Linked DNA regions of Homo sapiens: region 1 is linked to region 2. Evidence: chromatin loops called from intact Hi-C (ENCODE). Cell type or tissue: heart right ventricle. All regions are shown on one strand. Each heading gives the region's core, and the rest is flanking DNA. Links, peaks and the distances in the headings are about the cores only. Region 1 holds the start of PROX1-AS1 (PROX1 antisense RNA 1). Region 2 has its middle 320 kb from the start of RPS6KC1.

Region 1 (10,540 bases), core at 2,320-10,319, 610 kb after region 2:
TGCACCTCAGCAGGGCCTTCCTTTTCTAAACAGTCTCCCTTTAATGTTGGCGAATGTTGTTTTTCCATTGACTCAACATCTCGCCTGGTGGTAAGCCAGTGAGGAAAGTTGCAGCGGGGGAGGGGGAAAGTGGGAGAGAGTGATGCCAAAGCAAAAGAGCGGGACGGTCAGCCAGGTTTCCAAACAAGCTAGACACCTGCTTTGGAAAGACAGTGACCAAGCCTAGACTTCTGGCTTCCTCTTCACTTTGATCAGCCTTTTGTTCCCTGCGGGTCTGTGATGGGCTCCCTGCCCCTCCCCTCACCACTGCCCCCTTCACTGGGAGCTACTTCAACTTAGAAACCATCAAAAATTCATAGCTTTTCTCTATGAATGTAACTGTCTTATCTGAAGAAAAGGGAAAACAGTTATTGGAATGCATGAAAGAAGAGAAAGGAATTCTAAGGAAGAGAAGATGGAAGGAAAGTAAGTGAGAAGAGGAAAATTGGAGAGAAAAATAAAGAAAGGGGAAAAGAGAATAGAGGAATAGAAATTAAAGGCAAAAAGAAAAGAATAAAAGGATAGAACAAAAAATAAAGAAAAGGGAGGAGGGCAAAGGAGAAGGACGGCAGAAAAGTGAAATCCAAAAAGGGAGCTTTTCTCCCAGAAGCTCAGTTTCTCAAGCCACAGGACCGTTCCGGGGCTGAGTATGAAGAACAAGGGCTTCTCTGGGCTACCCCAGGTCAAGGGGCATTTTCAAAACCAAATCTTGATTAGAGCCAGCTAAATGTTTTGACTTGAAGGAGACACTGAGGATTATAAAGCAAAATAGAGCAGCATGAGTAAGAAAGAAACAGGAAAAGAAAGAAAATTTTTTTACAAAAACTCATGGGGACACAAAGGGAATGATAGAAAACACTTCTGAATCAGCTAGTCATCTACTAACAAGCTGTAAAGATCTCCAATGACAAGTTGTCACATTAGTTTAGTGAAACTGAAGCAGTACTTATCCCCTTTCCTGTGCTTAATCTCTCCCTGCGTGCCACAAAAACATGCTACCACGTTTAATAGGATTAGTTTCGTTCACTTTCTCCCCCCACCCCTTTTATTTTTTACAATTCTATTTTCAGCAATACAGGGATCCTTGAATTCATCGACTTCCTGTGGTGCACAGTAAACCTGGCATACATGATTTTTACCCTTTAAATACTTTATTTTGAATGTGAAAAATGTAATTTATTTCCTATCTTCCCCCCAATAGCCATAGCTTGGGGTGTGGGGGCAGGTGTTGATGGTAAAAGGGTCAAGACAAAAACAGGGTTATGGAAAAGGGCTGACACAGCCCAATCCCTGCAGAAGCTACTGCCCTAAGCGAAATTGCTCTAGCTCAGACTACAGGCAGACCCGGATTCCAATTCTGGCTGTGCCACTTACTGGCCTTGCGGCCTTGAGCAAGTGGTGAAGCCTTCCCCAGTCTCAGTTCCCTCATTCAAACATGGCGATAATTCATCTCTTGGCTGTTGGGAGAATTACGCATACTATACTTTATTTCCTCACTTCTAAGATTCACTTTTTCTCATATCTTATGTTCCTAAAATCAGTGTCTCACAATCCATTGTGCATTTAAGATCCTCGTATTTTCCTTTTCTCCTAAAGGCCATCTTTAAATGGTGTGTCTTATAATCTACGACATTTTGGAATCAAGAAACGGGAATTTTGGGGTGTAAAGCACCTGTCCCAGTCCTGAGGCGTAGCAGTGCTCAGCAAGTGCTGGGAGTATCCATCGCCGCCCATTTTCACTATGCCTGCTGACTCCTTGCCGCATTCCCACGGAAAGATCACTTTGGAATAGGAGAGAAGAAGGTGTTGACACTTTTGCCCCTCGTCCAGATCCTTCTAGACTAGAGTTTCTAATTGAGGTTTCCGAGATCTGCCTAAATCAAACACCGATCATAACTGCCCATATTGGGTCAGAACCAAAATCCTTCGGTCCACTCTGCTCCCTCAAAGGGTCACCAACTGTCGTGCTTAGCAGTGTCTTGCAAACAGTAATTATCCGATGAATTGAATTATTCTGTTTTCTTTGAGTCCACTTTGGGTTAAGCACCCCCTCCCGCTCTCCCCAGCACCGCCATCAGAAGATTAGCAATGGAGAGAGAAGGGGATGAACTCGCCTGATGGTGGTGGGAAAAGGACGGTGGGGCAGGGAACAGGGACCCAGAGGAGTGAAAGGAGCAGCAGGGCCTAGGGAGGGGACGGAGGAAGATGGAGCTGGGAGGAAGTAGGAAGCTAGCGTGAGGGGCGCTGTCGAGGCGCTGAAGGGGGGCACACACCGAGGCGCAGCCCGCACCCCCAGTAGGCTGAGAGGGCGCCGGGGACCCGCACTGAGAGTCAAGGCAGCCCCGCTTCCCTACCCATAGCGCCCCCCGGGAGATAGTCCGGGACGCAGGGCCCCCGAGGCTGCGGGTCCAAGTCTTTCAGCCAACCCGGGATTAGCGAGCCAGCCGCTTCAAAAGTCTAGGCGAGAGGAAGCCGAGACGCGTCGGCCTTCGCCGGGCTGGAGCCCCTGCCAGATTTAGCCTCCCGCCTGGCCTTTTCTCCGGCCTGCCCCTCCGCCCTTCAAACGACGCTTCCACACGCCCCCTCCCCGCCTGTTTCCCGGGCCTCCTCCGGGGAAACTGGCGCTCTTCGCCCACCCAACTCCCCTCCACCCACCTCCCCCGCGCCCCCAGTTCGAAGTTCCCCCGACAGAGCCCACCCACACTCGCTCCCCCAACTCCACTCCCTTGCCCCTCCCACACACACACAGCTACACACTACCCCTGTCCCGCCCATTCACACTCTGCAGACACACTTCCCCCAGCCCTCCCCATCCCGTTCTCCCCCAACTCACCCACCAACACCCTTTGCCTCTCGGCCTTTGCCCCCTGTCCACCTACAAGTGTAGGGAATAGAGCTCTTTCCACTAGGAGGGTGCTTGGGGAGGAGAAGCCAGAAGTTGCCATCCATTTTTGTACAGTTTGACCCCAAATATGTTTCTCTCTAGTTTTTGGGGGGCGCCCTTTGTTTTTGTCCCCTAAAGTTACGGACTTTTTCCACCTAGGAAACAGGGACAGAGAAAGTAGCCAGAGAGCAGGAACCTTCCACGCTTGCCCAAAGACCACGGACACCAGGAGGACAGGCATCTAGGGGTGATGCTTCCTCTTTCCCTCATTCAGAGAGTGCAGTGCCTTCACCCCGACCCCTGGGGTCCATTCACTAGGGGCTGGGCCCACCGACACCCCACGCTGGCAATCCCTTCTTTACTCCCCCCGCCCCCGGGAATCTACGATTACTTTATCTCAAGCCTTTTGAGGGTACCAGCAAAACACCTTTCTCGGGATGTTTAATAAGCTGCTCACAGGCCTCTGCAGTTGAAAAACTGTCAGCCCTCTTGAGCTGTTGTCTGCTGCTTCAGCCCGTTCCATTTCCTTGGCTTTCTTCCCCCCACTTCTGCAGTCACAGCCGAGCATGGCACCTTCCTGCCCAGCTTCCTTTCCCTTCTCACAGCTGTCCTTGGCTGTCTGTCCCCTAATCACCTTGGGGTATGCTTCTATTCATTGGTTTGAACATAACTTTATGAAAGTTTATATTTTAATTTACATGGATTTGGGGGAGGTTATTGAGTCAAACATGTAAAAACATATAACATATGATCTACATTTGCTTTTGTTTTACCTAGGAATGTTGTCTTTTTTTTTTTTCTCTCCTTCTTGTTGTTCCCTTTTGAAGAGAACTCTTTGTCCTGTGGTTTCATTGGTCTGACCAGCGGTTTCTTTAGGAGATGCTTGCCATCTATAAAACAGGGAGGGTGAACGGGCCAAAAAAAGGTGGGGGTGGGGTGGAGGAGGAAGTAGACTTCAGATTGGTAAATTCCCCCCTTTGCCAGTAGGCCTGATGGACAGTTCTAGGTCCAAAAGCACAGGGCCTAGCTTCCAAATGTGCCAATTCTGATTTATTTTATGGCCTAAAAGACGGGGGAGGGGAAAGCATGTAAAGGTGACAACTATGCATGAGCTAAAATGTGCATACACATACATATCCCATGACAGTCCAGCTGGCTTCACCAAAACGTTGGGGATAGGGACAGGTCCTTATAAGAATACATGTCAGCTCGAGTGTACACAGCACTCATTTGTGGGCAACATACCTTCCAAGTATTGAGCACTAGTCATGTGCTGAACAAGTTTAGTCGTGTAGAAGTCTCTCAATAAATCTATGATTTGGATATTATCCCCACTTCACAGATAAAAAGAACTGAGTCTCAAACAGATTAAGTAACACACTGAAGGTCACAGAGTCAGTAACAAACCAGCTGAGCAGTAATTAAAGACACAGGGTGACCCCCAGATTCCCAGGTCCTTCTTCTGATTACCTCACTGGGGTGGGCCCAGAAATCTTTATTTAAAACAACAACAACAACAACAACAACAACAACAAAACACCCCTTCGGTGATTCCGATGATTCGTCAGGTCTTCGGAAGCACCACTCCACATCAAACCATCCCGCTATTCCTGTCACCAGCCTTGCCTCCAAGCAGCCTACTCCACGTTGGACAAAACATTTAAAACATATTTAAATAGCAATTTCGAAAAACTATACAGCATATGGATTTTCCTTTTGATCTCAAAATGATGACAAACAGACACTTAGATACTTCATAAAAGAAATATTACCAGAAAAAATATAGAAATCTGGCTTTCAACTTCATCTTGCTCTAATTTAAACAAAATGCAACTTTCCAGTTACTCTCTCCAAATGCATCCAAACTGGGAGCGTCCTTCTCTTTTCGCTGCGTCAGGCAGGCACCTACTTATTTCTAGCCCACTCCTCACCCTGAATAAAAGCTTCTGGTAAGATGGACAATATGGAAAACTTCAGTCCTATCACCAAAGCCCCTGAAAATGGAGCACCCCCGAATTCACATCCTTGACGTGAAAGACCAAAGAGAGGGAAGCTGGGAGTAACGGCCAAACATCCTTAGAGTAATTGACAAAAGAAAGGGGGTGGGCAGAAAGGGAGATTTCCATCCCTTCAAACGTGCACGCCCCTCCCGCGGTCCCGGGAGGGAGTCCCCCCTCCCAGGTCGAGCGCGTCCACCGGCTGTCCCCACAGCAACAGGCGGGCGGCGGGGGAGGAGAGGCCGCGGGGGCAGCGCAGGCCTGGCGGCGGCCGAAATCCCCCGGCCACCACGACGTTCCCCGGCTCTGCGGCGCGCCGGGAGCAGGTGGTTGCCCTCTGCGTCCAGGGCGTGTACTGAGCCCAGGCTAGCTGAGCGAGGCTGCAGCCCCTGCGATGGCCCGGGAAGAGGCAAGTGCCGCGGGGCCAGAGCGAGGAGGGACCAGCAGGGCGGCCTGGACCCCCACTTGGCCGCGCAGGCAGGAGGGGCGCGCCCTCTGCGGAGCGCGGCGCCGCGGCAGCCGCAGCATCTGGCGCTCGCTCTCTCTGGCCGGAGAGGCCGCGACACCTAGCGCGGGGCCGAGGCTAGGAAGGGCGGGCCGGGGAGGGAGGAGGGCACTGGGAGGAAGCCGCGGGCGAGGAAGCCCCGCTCCTGCCGAGTGCCTGGAGAGGAGATTCCCAGCCTTCCTGCCCAACCCGAAACTTTTCCAACACACGCAGGCGTATTCCTCGCAGGATTCGGCGGTCCCGAGTCGCAGTCAGGGAGGAGGCTCGGGAAGCACACGTGCCCTGGCACACTGGAGGAGGTACACAGGCACACCAGGAGGGACAGGGCCTCTTGGGAGGCGGCTGAGGGCGTGAAGGCAGCAGGCGGCCACACATCCGAAAGGGACTCCCTGCGAGCGGGATCGAGCGCTTAAAACCCTGCCACAGCTTGGAAGTGTAGCGGTGCCCAGAGGCTTTGCGTAACTTTGCCCACTGCGCCCCCGCGTGCAAAGGTGTCCCCTTCACACTCACACCCTCACCCCATCTCACTCCCCTTGAGTTGCGGCCCGAGACTGCCTTTGTACTTAAGCGACAGCAAAAGATATGTGGATTTGAACCAAAGATGGTGGGCAAGAGTGTTGTAAATTGTGTAAATTCCACTCGCGGGAACCCCCAGATACGTAGGGAGAGCACCCCTTTCTCGCCGAAGGCATCCCCTCCGTTTCTCTCAGCCTTTGGGTTTCCAGCTTCTTCGCTACTATGGACTGAAGAAGACAAAGCACAGCCAAATCAATGTTTTGGGTGTTTTTGTTTTTGTTTGGTTTTTTTAAATCACGGCCTCTCCAAATGCTAACCCTCAAAACGATGGGTGGGGTTGGAGAAAGGCAAGTTATGTCAGGGAGCACCCCTCGGAAGGCGCGCGCGCGGCCTGGCCGGTTCCTCGCCGGGCTCTGGGCAGCCGGGCGGAGTGGCTAGATTATGTAAGTAGCAGCCCTCCATGTGCTCACCACCATCTGTTAATATCTTGGTATTGGAAAGTTCGGTGCCTGAGGCAAAGCCAGGGTTGGCGGCGAAGAGCTCCCAGCCTACACTTCACTACTCCAGGGCAGGGAATGTACTTCCCTTTGATTGTTTTCGCCCACTTCCATAAAATCAAGTAGTAGTGTGTCCCTTCAATCACTGACAACCTCCTCATCCCCGCGGGTGTGTCTTTGTGGGCGAAGAGTGATTTTCTTCGAGGTCAACTTATTGTAATTAGCCCTTTCGATGAAATTATATTTTCATGACAATTCTGCGCTCCTTAAAGCAATGTGGCAGACTCTTATTTGGGAGTGGGTTCTTTATCATTTTAAAAATTACTTTCTTTCTGCCAGCACCCCTGGATCCAAATTCTTGTAAGGGTTATATTTCAACTTCTTTGGAGTGATTGGCTTCTGTTTACTTTGAAAGCTGTTGGTTAAACAAACATCACTCAGGAGGCTTCTAAGCAGTGGGGTTCCCAGGAGAGAAAACGCTGCAGCTGCTACTTGCTACTGATCTTGTGGCATTTCACTTCCCCCCCATTCAGAACAAATCCAGGTTGGGCTTGGCGTCACACTGAGCACAGGAGATGAGAGTGAGAGGCCGTCAGTCAGTTTTGCCTCTAGAAAGCTTGCAGCAGGCAGGCCTGCACCCTGGGGTTGGTTTTCCTCTCTTCCCTTCTTCAGGGTGCTGATAGTGATGGTGGTAGTGGTGGCGGTGGTGGTGGTGGTAGCGGTGGGTGGCTGACCTGGAAGTCCTTAGGCACCCTTTTCCAAAATCCACGTCCACTTTTGCCTCTCAACTGAATCTGGTTGTAATTCTCAGAATTGGTTTGTTTAGGATCTGATAACAGTTGTTTGTAAGGTTTTAAATTACTTATACACACTGTCTTCCCTCCTGCCCCCACCTAACAGCTTTAAGAAAGAACAGGAGGCGTGAGCATACACCGAGCAAATGTCAAGGCGAAGTGTATTTAACCCAGAACCAGATGCATGGGTGATAACTGCGAGTTTGTCTAAGAACACACAGATCACCCTTCAGATAAATAAGTAAATGCAACCTGCACGGATAGAGTGTGTTACAAGACCGGTCAGAACTTGCGTTAACTTCTAAGTTACTGGGGTTGTGTTGGAAGTGGGGCGGAGGGAGGAGTTGTCTTAACCCTAGGCTTGGCGGCTGGTTTCAGAGATGGAGCCAATATCTAGGCGACTCCTTGTCTCCAGGCTTCTCCCCTATCAGAAAACAAAGCGGGAGTCGCCCGAGATAGGGGGCTCGGGCCTCAAGTCTTGTCCAGGGCAGCCCGAGACCCAGGAGAATGCCGCAGCTCTAGCAAGAGAGGTTGCCAGGAGCCTGGCCTGTACGCCTCCCCGACAGTAGAGGACAGGACACGGGACAGGGCTGCGCCGAGGCAGCTCACGGAGCTGGGCTGCGAACCGATCTCGCTCGCCTAGCGTGGCGCGCGCTCCTATTTCAAGTCGCCGCTCCTGCGCCCTAATGCGGGCTGCGAACCGCCGCGGCAGAGCGTCGCGAGCCGGGAGCCTCTGCCGCCGAGGCTGGGGGTGGGAGAGCTTCCTTGTTCGGCAAGCGGGTTACCCCGACTTCGACTCAGGCCTGCTTTTGCCCACGGCGTGACACAGGACTTACTGGGGTTCTCAGGGAACTTTTCCCGCCGCCAGTTCCCGGGCGTGGTGTGTGCAAAACGTGCATTCAAGCGCTATGTGCAATTGACACAAACTTGTGGGCTAAAGTGCAAGCCATTTTTTTCGCGTTTGAATCTTTTTCTCTGTCCCTGACTCCTTTCTTCCCCCTACTCCCCCCTCCTCCTTCTCTGCTCTCCGCCCTTTTAAATGTCAAACTGAGCAGATGGTTTTAAGGTGTGGAAAGGTATATAGCCCTTACTCCTACCAGTTTATTTGTGGGCTGGCGCTAACTTATATGTACAAACCAAGATTCTTAAAGAAAACTAGTAGGACGAAAAATAAGAAAGAAAGTAGCTTTGATCCATTCTCAGATCCCAAGTTTCCCCGCTCAATACACCCGCTTACCTCGAAGGGACCCAACCAATAGAAGCATTATTCCGTCCTGTATCTAATGGGCATGTTGATTATTTCTGCTCCCAGCCTCAACTGTCACATCCCGGTTAGAACACCTGATACAACAGTCAATAGTTGGAGGTGTGAGTGGTGCGTGTGCGCTCCTCTGTGTTGCTTCCGTGATAGACGCGTGGGGGGAGTGTGTGGGGGCGGCAAAAGGGGAAAGAAGAAGGCTGGGGATGCTCCCGCAATCTCTTTTCTTATCGCCGACACCTAACCTGACCGACCTAATTTTTTTTCTCCTTTTCACTGTTTGAAATTCGTGCCAAAAGTTTCCTGCCGGGATAGACTCGGACATACTAACATCGCTATTCTTATTCAAAGGGAGGGCTTAATATCCTCTTTACGGTTTGGTGAATTTGAGGCTGAAATTGTAAATTCCCTAGGAAGGAGTGTGTGTGTGTGTGTGTCGCAGAAGACATTGGTAGTGTTTGGCCAGTGTACTTGTAACACACCTCATAAATACCCTGTTGTCACGACACAGCATGATTCAACCTTTGATCTGATTAAATTTGAGGGACACACGAAGACTACTTGTCCTCCTCCTACTTACAAAAATGAGTGTCTAATAGACTATGTATGAATGTTTCTGCTTCGCAGCTCTTGCAAGTCCCAGCTTTTATAGGATCTTTAGGTCATAAACGCGGCTGCTTTATTAAAAGCCGTTTACTGTGCCCGGTGAAAGGGACGTTCTAGCTGCGGCTGAGGCTCGCTTGCATTTGTAACTTGCAAAGCCCAAGGAGATCTTTAAGAGCCACATTATCTAAAGAAATTTTGCTGGTTATTTTTCAAGCAAGAAATGTCAAACCAAAGTAAATTTTCTAGGGCTTTATTTTAGAGCCTGCGATTTATGCGTTTGAAATTTCTTGCCTAATAAACTTTAAAGTTTGTTGCCCAGGCGTCAAAACTGTGTAAATCCTGTATTGAACAGCTATCTTTGGTCTTTCTGGGGCGAGTGAATTAGTGAAGGGTAATCGCCAGATGTTTGCAACATATATATTTTTAAAGGCTGCTTTACCTACAATCCAACTAATGTCAGAGGTAACCAAGGGTAAATATTCCTCTTCCTGATAATTTGGACTGGAGATAAACTGGGACTCAGCCAATGTTGATCTTCGTCTAATAACAGATGCAGCGGACCCGATGTGAAACCTCTGGCACCTATTATTTTAATACCAAACCTACCTGTATTTTATTGTCCACCTCCCCTTTAAAAGGAACCAAGGGTGACACGTATCCTTGACACTACCTATGATCGTTTAAAAAGTGGAATGATTTGCAGATCCCCCCCTCCCTCCTCCTATGCCACCCCCACCCCTAAAACCCCCACTTTTTCTCCCGTATACTTTTCCGTGCCTTCCTCCACCCAAGTCGGAGGAGCGCTCACTCGCTCGGCCACTCGGCGAACTCGATCAGCTGTATCTGGGAAATGAAAAAAGAAAAAGAAAAAAAAAAAAAAAGACCTGCGTCCTGGAAGAGCTAGTGTGAGCCGGGCGCCGCTCGCGCCGTCTCCCGCTTTGCATAGTGCCCGCAGATGGCTCGCTCCGGCCCAGGCGCGGCGATCCAGTCGTCCCGAAGCTGTGGCAGGGTGGGGGTGGGGGTGGGGGCCGGGGATGGAGGCCGGGGAGGGGGAGCGCAGGGCCCCTCTCCCCTCCTCTCTTCCCAGCCCCTCACCCCCACCCCTTTTATATTTTTTTTTCCTCCCAAGTTCTCTTGCCTTGCTATCCCCCCTTGAATCCGAAGGCGCCTCGCGATTGGGTGCTGGGGCCGGGTACGTCAGATAGACTGTGACGTGCAGTCTTCCTGTTTCCTTCAGCTGTGTCTTAAAGTAAATCTTGTTGTGGAGCGGAGCCCTCAGCTGAGGGAGCGCTCTGAAATAATACACCATTGCAGCCGGGGAAAGCAGAGCGGCGCAAAAGAGCTCTCGCCGGGTCCGCCTGCTCCCTCTCCGCTTCGCTCCTCTTCTCTTCTTTACCCTTCTCCTCTCTCCTCCTCTGCTGCTCTCTCCTCTCCTCCCGCTCTT
Region 2 (10,787 bases), core at 1,744-9,743:
GCCTCCAGTCCTGTCTAACTCTGGGCTTCTTTTACACGAGAGGGTAGGTCCTTGTGAGTTCCGCGCCTGCTATACACAGCTGAACTTCATCCTAAAGTAATAGAGAATTTGATTCTTAGGGAGGGGGCTCCTATAAGAAACATAACTTAAAATGTGCTATTGACTTAGGGGAGGAGATGGGAAGGCAGATATTTAGAGCTCAGATTTTGCAAATTAGAAATGTGGGGACCCTTGCTGTGCATTGTTAGAGCATTTGATTGAATTGTTGCCTATTGTAACTGGGAAAGCAAACCGTAAGTTGACTGAAGCTGTAGCTTTAGGGGAAATGGCAGCAAAAATTCAGAATGACAGCAAGAGTGTTGGCTTGCTGTCTCCTTCTTGCCACTTCTAGCAAAGTCCTGCAAAAGAGAGCTGGCCAGTCTGCGGACAGATATGGAGAGAAATGCTGCTTTGCTTAGGAGGTGTTCTCAGCCTGCGGCCTGCAATCTAAGTTGATTGAGATTCCTATAATTTGAAGCTTTGTCGGTTTTTATGTGCAAGATGAAGTAGGAGTTATTAATATGTAGTATCTCCAAATCAACACCTTAGCAGGAAATAAGGCTGAGGCCCACCATAGCAAAGTCAGAATTAGGTGTGTTATCTTCCACAGTTGCGTACTGTCTGTCTCTGAACTTACTTTATGTTAGAGATTAAGTCCTTGTCTATAAGCTTCTGAGATTCGGGATTTTCTGTTTACATAGTGGAACTTGATCTTAATTGATCCAAAGTTTTCTTCTGTCATGCTGAGGAGTCAGTATGCTACAGATAAGACCTGAGAAGAGTGGGCTGGGGGAGGTATGGAGTAGGCAACTTCTAAGATGGTTGAAGTTATAGGGCATGAGTGAGATTTCTTTTCTCATACCTTCCTGCACCTTGGCTTGTTTGGATCCTGACATTCTACCATTACATTGCTATTCCTTTAATTTTCAAAGGCATTTCAGATGTTGAAAGTCTCTTCCTAATGAGTTTCAAATACCTAGAGTAGGAGATGGACACAAGAATATTCTAGCCCCTGACAGCTACCAAAGACCCCTGGCCCTATGGGGCCAAAGTCCTGGGGGTGGGAAGGGCACTGAATGGGAATGGAAAGGATGTCACAGAGAAATGCAGCCAAGCTCGCAATTCCACTAAAGGCTGGTGCAGCCTAGCATGCCGGGATACTGGGATGTGTTTCTCAGTGAAACCCATTCTTTAGGGCTGAACCTGCGTGGTGTCAGTGAAGTGGAATTTGATCCATGTAGACAGCTGATCTGGACATTTTTGGCCTGGATTATTTGTTTGGCTGTCTCCACTGATCAAATTAACTGGATAATTGCCAAATATCTTCTCAGTTGTGCTCCCCTAGGCAGCTGGTGTGGCCAGCAGGATGGGGAGGGAACCTCCAAGGACAAGTCAGATTAGAGAATTAGCACATATTTTCGACCTGGTCGACCCAGGGAACTGTCCATTTAATCAGGGTGAGAATTGAGGGCCTGGGTTCGGGGGAAGTGAGAGCTTCAGCCCTCCTGGCTTTATAGGCAGGAAGATGCCACAGTGGTCCAGCCTGCAATTTTCCTCAAGAAACCCTCTAGGCCAGCGTGTAAGATGGTGCCAAATCTGTCTAGGAGAGCTGCCCTAATTCTGCTCTCACTCACTATGGTGCCTGTGTTGAGGACATAGGATGGTCTTATCTCGAAGCAATTGCAATGTAGGAAGATGAATTTCTAACCTCCAGGGCCAAGAAAAGCTCAAAAAGATGCTGTGCAAAAGACAGGGAAAGAGCTCTTCTTTCTCTTACCTCCTTCTCAGGGGTGGTGGGACCCCAGGCTCTTGCTTGTACTAAGACAGTTTGGACCTTACCTGCTTCTCTGTTATTTTATTTTATTTATTTTATTTTATTTTATTTTATTTTATTTTATTTTTTTTGCATGTATCTTGTCTCCACAACCAGGATACATCTTTAAGAACATGATTTTTTATGGGTCTCCTCAGCACCTGGTGGAATGTCTGGCACATAATTAGTGCTCAGTAAGCTGGCTGGCCAACTGCTTGATTCAATAAGATTTGTTGGGCACTTACAGGCTTGTGCACTTCGGGATGTATGAAATAGTCAAGCCTAAACTGAGAGCCCCCAGTTTCATGGGGCAACACATGACCACACTGCAGCATGGGAAGAGAGAGAATAGCTTTCAATGGAAGAGGTATGGGGGTATTAAATGGGGTTGGAGGCCAACATGCTCTTACTGAGCCAGAGCCCTGAGAGGGCCGAGGAAACAAGGGAAGTGTTATTAGTCCCATTCAATAGATGAGCAAACTGAGGTTCGAAGAGATGAAATGACTGACTTGCTCAAGGTCTTGCTGCTAGCGCGAGTTGGAGCCAGGATGTAAACTCAAGTTTGCTGACCCTCTTTGTAGAGAGACTCTACTCTAGATGGGCCCTCTTCTAATGCATTTCATCTTGGCCTTTGGGGTGGGGGACAGGGCAGTGGCATTGAGTACCAGAATGGGGCAGAGATGTCAAACTCGTGCCCCATGACCTGAAGCAGTCTGCAGATGGGTTTGTTAGATTCATACAGTGTGGTTATTTTTAATTGTAGTAAAATACACATAACATTGATCTCTTTAACTGTTTTTAAGTGCACCGTTCAATAGAGTTAAGTACATTCACAAGGTTGTGCAGCCAATCTCCAGAACTTTCCTTCTTGCACAACTGCAACTATACCCATTAAACAACAACTCCCCCTTGCTCCTTACCCCCAGCCCCTGTCAACTGTCCTTCTACCTGCTGGCCCTGTGAATTTGACCACTCTAGGTACCTCCCGTAGAGTAGGAGCCAGAGTATTTGTCTTTTTGTGTCTGGCTTATTTCACTTACTATGATGTCCTCAAGGCTCATCCTGTTGTTGCATGTCAAAATTTCCTTCCTTTTTAAGGCTGAATAATATTCCACTGTTATGTAGACACCACATTTTGTTGATCCGTTCATTTGTCAATGGGACTTTTTGGCAGCTTCCATCTTTTGGCTGCTGTGATGAACATGGGTGTGCAAATATCTGCTCGAGTCCCTGTTTTTAATTCTTTTGGGTGTATACCCAAAAGTGGAATTGCTGAATCATCTGATAACTGTATGTTGAATATTTTGAGAAATTGCCATGCTGTTTTCCATAGTGGCTGAGCCACTTTACGTTCCCACCAACAGTGCACAAGGATTCTAATTTCTCCACATCTTCTTGTTACTTTCTGGTTGTTGTTGTTTGGTTTTTGTTTTTAATAGTGGCTATCCTAGTGGTTGGCAAATATTTAAAAATGAAGATATTTTACATAATGATTCAGATCTCTGGCTTTCACTTTACAAAATAAGAAACCCTGCCACTTCTGCATAACATAAACCTGCTGGGCCAAGGCAGTGGCCTGCACTGAAATGGGGCACAGGCTTTCCGGTTAGCTGCCGAGCACACTGACCTCCTCCACTCCTGACCTCACCTCTCCAGGCATTTGAACTTGTGAGTCTGGGGGAGGGGGACCAGAATGCCCACTCCCTGCTCGCCATCATCCTGGAGGGTCTTCATGAACATACTCCAGTAGTCACAGGACTGGACAGGAGTCAGAAATCTTGAGCTGTCTGTCATTCCACCTCTGTGAGTTTGGGCAAATCACTTCACCTCTTCCTTACTGCAAAATGGAGTCCTGCCATCTTTGCTGTGCAGCTCCCAGGAATTCTGTTGTAATGGAGACAGGCAGCGGAAGTGGAAGCTCTTCATAAACTGTTGACTGAAAATAAAGGATAGGCTGCTTGTTGTGATGAATGAATGGGTGGGACCTGTGCAGGTGGGTGCTGCTGAGAGAGGGGTGTCTGCCTGCACCACTTGGGCCGCGGCCTCCAGCCCACCTTCTAACAGGGCACCTGAAAATGGTTGTTGACAAGCATAAGCTCAGCTTCTGGGCAAATGCCCCTAATGTTTGCCTTCAGATCTATTGAGAAACCACCTATCAGGCAGGAATGCAGGTGCAGGAGGCTCCCTGAGGCCTTTGTCAACAGGCCCTTTGGTCCTGCACATAGATAGGCCTGGCCTTACGGGATTGGGCATCTGCGTGTGGCCCATCCTGTCGAGGGGGAGCAGGCTGGGTGTCTGCCCGTCTACCCTAGCTTTTTTCTGTGTGAGTTCAGCAGCAATTGCCCTCTAACCATTTCTGTTGAACTCCCTCTCTTGGGAACTTCGCTTTGTCATTTAAAATAGTTTGGGAACTTCAGATTTAGCCCAGTGTCAGAGCAGTTTATTTGGTCTGTAGGCATTTTTGTTTTTAAAATTCATGACAAGTTCCGTGCAACATGTTTTATTATATTTTCACCACCTGTTCTACCTTGGGGGTGGTATTAAAATCTGGGACCATCCATCTATCGCTCTTTTTTTTTAAGTTTCCTTATTTGCCATTTATATGTGTCTTGCAAACACACACATGCACACACAATGTGAATTTAAATATAGAAGGATAGATATACAAATACATACATATTTAATATATATAAATAAATATCTGTATTCCCCTCTCTCCTCTTGTTGCTTGATTGGCTTTAAACTGTGGTTGTAATGTTGAAGGTGTATGTTTGACAAGCTAATTGTGGAGTTTTAAATGATAAATTTGTAAAACAAATAAATACTTAGAAAATCCTTTGCCAGTGTGAAGTGCTATCTCTGTGAACATTAATAGCGAAAAAATTATCACAATATCTAATCCTCTAACGAAAAAGCATTTGAAAACTTTACAGCTTCTTTCAGCTTCCACTGAGGTCAAAAAGGAGGGGTAGCATGCCCATTTTTACAGATGGAAAAATCAAGTCTTTACACAGATATTTAAGAAGGGTAGCTGGAGGGCCAGTGTTGGAATTGGGGGCCCATCCTTAAATCCTGACATCCATACAACTATCTGTTCATTTCTCTATGTTAATTAGGACAAGGGACCAGGACATATTTAGAGCACTACGTGCTATTTCCTTTCTCTAAAAATCCAAGTACGGCACGATGCATTTGGGTTTAATGATGTTCTTATTTCAGCCCTTGGATCCAGCTGTTCCTGAAGCCTACATTTTTCAGTTATGTATGTCAATAAACTACTTTTGGGTTTCTTTTACATGAAATAAAAAATAAAAAATCAGAACAAAACAACAAAAAAAGAAAACCCATCCATAAGTAACCTATGCTGCCAGAATTAAGGTTTACAACATATTATGTATTTGACAATTTAAAAAAATGGGAGGGGGCATATTATCATCTCCATTTCTTAACAGATATAAAACCAGATATCCATACAGAATATCCTATTGCTTATAAAAGCAGGCCAACAAGTATTTAGGGCTCAAAAGCAAGCTTCTCTTAGAAGAAATAAAAAAGTAGCCTATTGCACCTTCCCATAATATCATTGGAAAATATGTATCTGGATCTTTAACACGATGCCCTATCACATCCTCTTTGCTGATAATTTCAAGAAGGATCTGTTTGTGGCATTTAGACAGTGAATTTCCCTTTATCGCCACCGAAACCAGAAGCTTCCCAAGGGCAGTGAGGGAGACCTCTGTATCCTTTGAAGGCTCCTGCTTTTCTTGTTTCATAGAGAGGTAATCTGTAGTATTCCTGACTGGTAATATAGGGAATAAGAGTGGCATGTATAAGTAGAATTTGCAGAATAACATCCTGGAGCAAACATAAAGCCAGGATCTTGTAATGGTTAAGAGCATGGGCCTTGGTGTCATGTGAACCTAACTGAAGCAAGTTATTTGACCACCTCATGTATCAATTTCTCTATTTATAAATGCTAATACTATGGTTGATAGTAAATGCTCAATAAATGATAGTTATCCTATTATTTCACAAAAGTTCAATCAAATAAATCTGGATCAGTGAGATTCACAGTGTTCATTAGTATATTTAAAGAATTGAAGACGTCCTCCACTAAAGCAAACTGATAACTTTTATTTATCCCAGTGTTTTCAAATCTCACTTAACATACAATACTTTTCTCTTAGGCTATTTTTCTGCAGAACTAAGGTCCAATGGAACACACTTTGAGAAACCCCAGGGGTTGTACCCTGTAGTAATTGAGGGGGATTCATTAGGCCACCACTAGGGGGTGCGCCAGCCAAGTTTTCTGATTCTCGGTGAGAAAAGAGGGTTTGCTCTGGGCTTCCAAAGAATAGAGGTTTTGAAAGCTTCAGTGGAGAGGGAGGGCATGCCAGGAGAGACCAAAATTCCAAAATGGCAATGACTTTGAGAAGCAAGGGAAGAAAAGAGACGTGATCACACCACGTGGAAAGGTGGTAGAAGTTTTCCTGCCCTTTCTGTTGAGATGTACAAATGGCTGACCTTCGGATAATGAATCACTAGAGATCCCAGAATGGCTGGAATGAGAAATGTGGCCTGAAGACCAGGTCAGGACTAGGCTGGGGACAGAAAGGGAAGGGCCTGCAACACACCTCCAGAGGCCTCTGGGAGGGGGGCCTTGGCCCTGGACCTCCAGGAACGTGTGTGATGGGGAGGGAAAATTTAAAAGGCGAACAGTTTCCAGGATTTTTGGTTTCTACGTCTCATATATTTACTACTACAACGACAACAACTATTACTACACACACACATATACACACATACATACACACACATACATACACATACACACACATACACATACATACACACGTACACACATACACACACATACACACATACACACATCTACGCATATATAAACACATATACTTATATATACACATACACATATATACACACATATACACATATATACACGCATACACACATACACATACACACATGTACATACACATATACACATATACATACATACATATTCACATACATACACATACACACATATATACACACATACACACATATACACATACATATATACACACATACATACACACATACACACATAGGCATATACACATATATACACACATACACACATATACACACATATTTAATAAATACATATTTTCTGATAAGGTTTTCTCTTAACCTCGTGCAAAGTGTGTATATCTGTTGTAAGTGAATTAAGGTGGTAGATTTCGAGGTGAATGCTGAATGCCAGATAATAAAAGTGTTCATAATAGAAAATTTGGGGGAAAACACAGAAAAGCAAAAAGAAATCACTTGCCATCGGATCCCCCACCCCCAAGAACATGTTGAGGGATGTAGGAGATTGTATAAGTAATTGGGCATTTGAGGGAGCACATATTGGTTAGGATTCTTTTGGTTATAAGTGACAGAAATCCAATTCAAAAGACCTAGGTAAAATGGTGGCTTGATTATAAGGATCTGGGGTTGTCTGTCTCATGCACCCCAAGGGCAGAAATGTGGCCAGGGCTCAGAAACAGCAAGACAGGGGGACCTATGTTTTGTCAGGACACTCCTTCTCTAACTGTTTCTTCCTTTCTGCATTTGCCTCCTCCCCGCTCTACTTTTATGGATTGGCTGCTGGGGGGTCTCTGGCCCAGAGGGCCAGACACATGGGCCCACAGCTGCAACTACTAGGCATGCTGTCCTATCGTTTCTGCTGCTGGAAAGAGAAAGACTCCCTCAGTTCCAATTCCAGAATTACTGGGGAAGGAGAGAATTGTCCTGGCTTGGGTCAGATGTCCACCCTGGACCAATCAGCTGTGGCCAGGGGCCAGCCATATTGTGTATAATGGCTCTTCTCGTGACAACTGTGTGTGTGTGTGTGTGTGTGTGTGTGTGTGTGTGTGTGTGTGTGTAAAGTTTCCAGAAAAGCTGGAAACAAGGACAGAGAAAGTAGATACTGGCAGACAAAACAATATCTAGTACTGTATATGTTTTCCATATTTGTATAACTGAGATTAAACTGTATGTAAATGAATCTTGTTTTTAACTAAATGTTATGTCATTAGCATTTCCCTAGTCCCTAAAATCTTTGTAAATTGCATTTTGAATTATTGCATTGTATTCAATAATTTGGATTTACTTAGCAAATTCCCAGTTGTTAGATATTTAGGTTGTTTCTATTTTTTTTAAAATTGCATACTTAATGATGTTGAGGTGTTAAAAAATTTCAGCTATCATGAGTAATGCGATGGTAGAAGACAGTTTTCCTCATTTCATGCAAGAATTAGGTACATTATTGAGAATTAAAAAAAAAAAAGATATGGTCCCACAGTTCCTCATCCTATTTCAAAATTGATGCAAACCGTTCCTCCGATTTTGCCTCCTGCTCTGCTTCTCTTTCCCTTTCTATCCTTCTCTAACTGGAAATGGCAGTAGGAGTTGATGGTTGTGCAGTGCAGAGAGTGGGCAGACAGACAATTAGGGGGTCCCCTGGGGCTCCAGGTTTGCCTTGTCTCTGCCTATTTTCTTTCTGGAAATAGATCTAGGTAGAGTGAACCATACAAGTAAACCCTGCTACTTTGTAACAATCAACACCCCCAAAGTTAGGCATCTCAGGAATGAGGCTCTCTTCAGATGAAGCTGGAGGAAGTAGTGCGAGATAATACAGGACTGGAGACAATCAGGGAGAAGAAGAATGAGGTGGAGGGCTTGTGGTCGGGGGGACCTCAGCAAAGGTTGGCTTCTCAATCTGTGTAACATTCCTGACCACCTTGCACTGGGGACCAAGTAAGAGTCGCCAAACCACTAATCTGCCACATTCTCCTCTGGGAAGGTAAGTCTGGGAAGGCCCGTCTTGGGATGTTGGTGGTTTGCAACATCCTGTGACTTTTCCCAAGTTGGAGTTAAACATTTGCTCAGGCTGAAATGTGCTTTAAAGGCTCTGAGACTTCCTGAACGTGGGGGTCATTGGATGTTTTCTAGTGGAGAGCAAATTCCTGAATGCGATAACCTTTTCTCCTTAGCTGCAGGGAGTTTAGACTTTTTGAAGGAAGTTCCGTTGAAATTCACAAGAGAGGGAAGGAAAGTAAAAATCATGACCTACTCTGTGCTGCATGCTTCCCATCGATTTGATCTTTCTGAGGTCTGAACTGGGAGTACCCTAAACAGTTCTCTCTGTGTCAGATTCACTGGTCATTTAGAGCTGCTCTATTGTTTCAGGTGTTCTGTGTTTTGAGGAGAAGGTGCAGAATGTCCTTTGTCATTGTTTTTCTGCATTTTCTAACACTTTCTATTTGTGGAATACTATGGTTTTTATTAGATATTCCAGTTCCTTCTGTCCTGGAGTGGCTCCAACTGATGTTTTATCATCCTTATTTGTTTTGAATAATAATAAGTGAATAATAATACTAAATGCCATGACTCCAGGAGGTGGAACATTTCTCAAGCTGGAGCTGTATTTAATTTTGTTTTGGAAACTGCTAAAATCATTCAATACGACAAGGCTAAGAGGTGCTACATGTCTGATTGGGGGTGGGAAAATAGGAAATAAAAATATTCCTGCTCAGTTTGGGAGGAAGAGAACTGGCAGCTGAATATGTTTCTTACCTTCATGGGGAAGCCCTACCTCTGAGCTTGACAGCATCTTGACAAACCTTGAATAAATAGGAAAATCCTACACATTGGGACTTTAGTCCTAAAACTTGGCATTTGGGGATAACAATTTATACTTTGACACGATATAGGGAAGAAGGATTTGGCAAGTAAAGAATAATGCAAATAGCAGGAGCAAGGTTTAAGCCCCTTGAGAGACCTATTTCCCCAGCTCCTGTTAGGGCAGCTCTGAGGGCCCTCCACCCAGCAACCTTGCTTAATGGAGGCATTGCCATCTGAGGAACTGAGGTACGCTGTTGTAAGCTGATAATTGCAGTACCTACCAGACAACCACAACTGTGACTTTCTCCTAATTTAACTCTCCCTCTAAGTGTGAAACTGTAGTTAGTAAAATAAAAATAGAGTTCTAGAATAACTGGCTTTGTTCAAGGAATTATGCCATGTGACTTTGCCTTTTTGTTCTGTTTCCCCATCTGTAAAGAGGGGATGATAATGGGTCCTCCTTATGGGACTGGTGGGAGGATTAATTCAACTCATTGGTTAGAAAAATGCCTGGCATGAAGTGAGTGATCAATAAATACATTTAGTTATTTGTTTTGGGATGGTCATGTACATAGCCTTTGCTTGCTAAATTGCATTCGTGTTTTTCTCGTCTTGATATAAGCTTGTGCTCCCTGAGCAGAGGGCAGGGAAAGTGGGGAGAGAAAGTTTGGAAATGTGTTGAAAAGGAAAGAGGAAACTGATGTTTACTGAACCCAAACTATGTAGCAGGTACTGCCCCACCATTATTTTATTTAATAAATAAATGATGGATACACATATCCATATTTTATATATCCATATTTATTCATTCGTGAAATGAATGCGTGAGAATAAAGGCCAGAATATTTTGTTTCCTTTAGAGCTGAGAAGAAGTGAAGAATCCTGCCAAGCAAGAGCAGTATGTGCATAAGAGAACGAGGCCCTAGCCCAACATGCCCTTCCTCCGACATCCATCCAAGGCACACCTCACAGGTCACCTGCCATGTTCATTCTGGAGAAAACACAGCTTGGTGAGTGATTTATGCTGGGATCTGACAGAGATCCTAGGCCAGGCTACCCTAGACAGGGTGGCTCATCAAGAGAAGGCTGAGGGGGAGAGAGTTCCCTGCTAGGGTCCTAGGGGAGAAGTGTGGCAGTGGCCAACCCCCAGGTTCTCGGCAAGGGTTGGGTGGTTGTTTTCAGATGGTCCTATTGTTGTCTAACTTCAGGCAAGACCCTTGACCTTTCTGAGCCCTGCTTTCATTCTCTGTGAAATGGGAAT

The links. A loop is a pair of places that touch in the nucleus more often than their neighbours do. Peaks named below come from ENCODE experiments on the same cell type or tissue, not always from the same donor. Only the 100,000 strongest peaks of a DNase experiment are listed, where the experiment ranks them.
Region 1: a loop joins it to region 2, with 16 times the contacts of the local background. A loop is called at or near these places in 23 of 110 quality-filtered maps.

The regions. Positions count from the first base shown.
Region 1 is chr1:213,977,600-213,988,139 of GRCh38, forward strand. PROX1-AS1 (PROX1 antisense RNA 1) reads right to left here and starts at 8,554. Exons shown (of 6, transcript NR_037850.2): 1 at 8,470-8,554. PROX1 (prospero homeobox 1) reads left to right here and starts at 10,374. Exons shown (of 5, transcript NM_001270616.2): 1 at 10,374-10,540. RefSeq lists enhancers at 5,854-6,540, 6,541-7,226. In heart right ventricle, for the core only: a CTCF peak has its summit at 5,485; a DNase peak (open chromatin) is centred at 10,312; H3K4me3 peaks cover 3,628 bases; H3K27ac peaks cover 1,821 bases; H3K27me3 peaks cover 6,844 bases.
Region 2 is chr1:213,368,347-213,379,133 of GRCh38, forward strand. It overlaps a transcript of RPS6KC1 not described here. Among named protein-coding and RNA genes, the nearest start is that of RPS6KC1, 320 kb to the left of the region's middle. RefSeq lists enhancers at 3,399-3,925, 3,926-4,450. In heart right ventricle, for the core only: a CTCF peak has its summit at 6,131 (motif pointing right); a DNase peak (open chromatin) is centred at 6,175.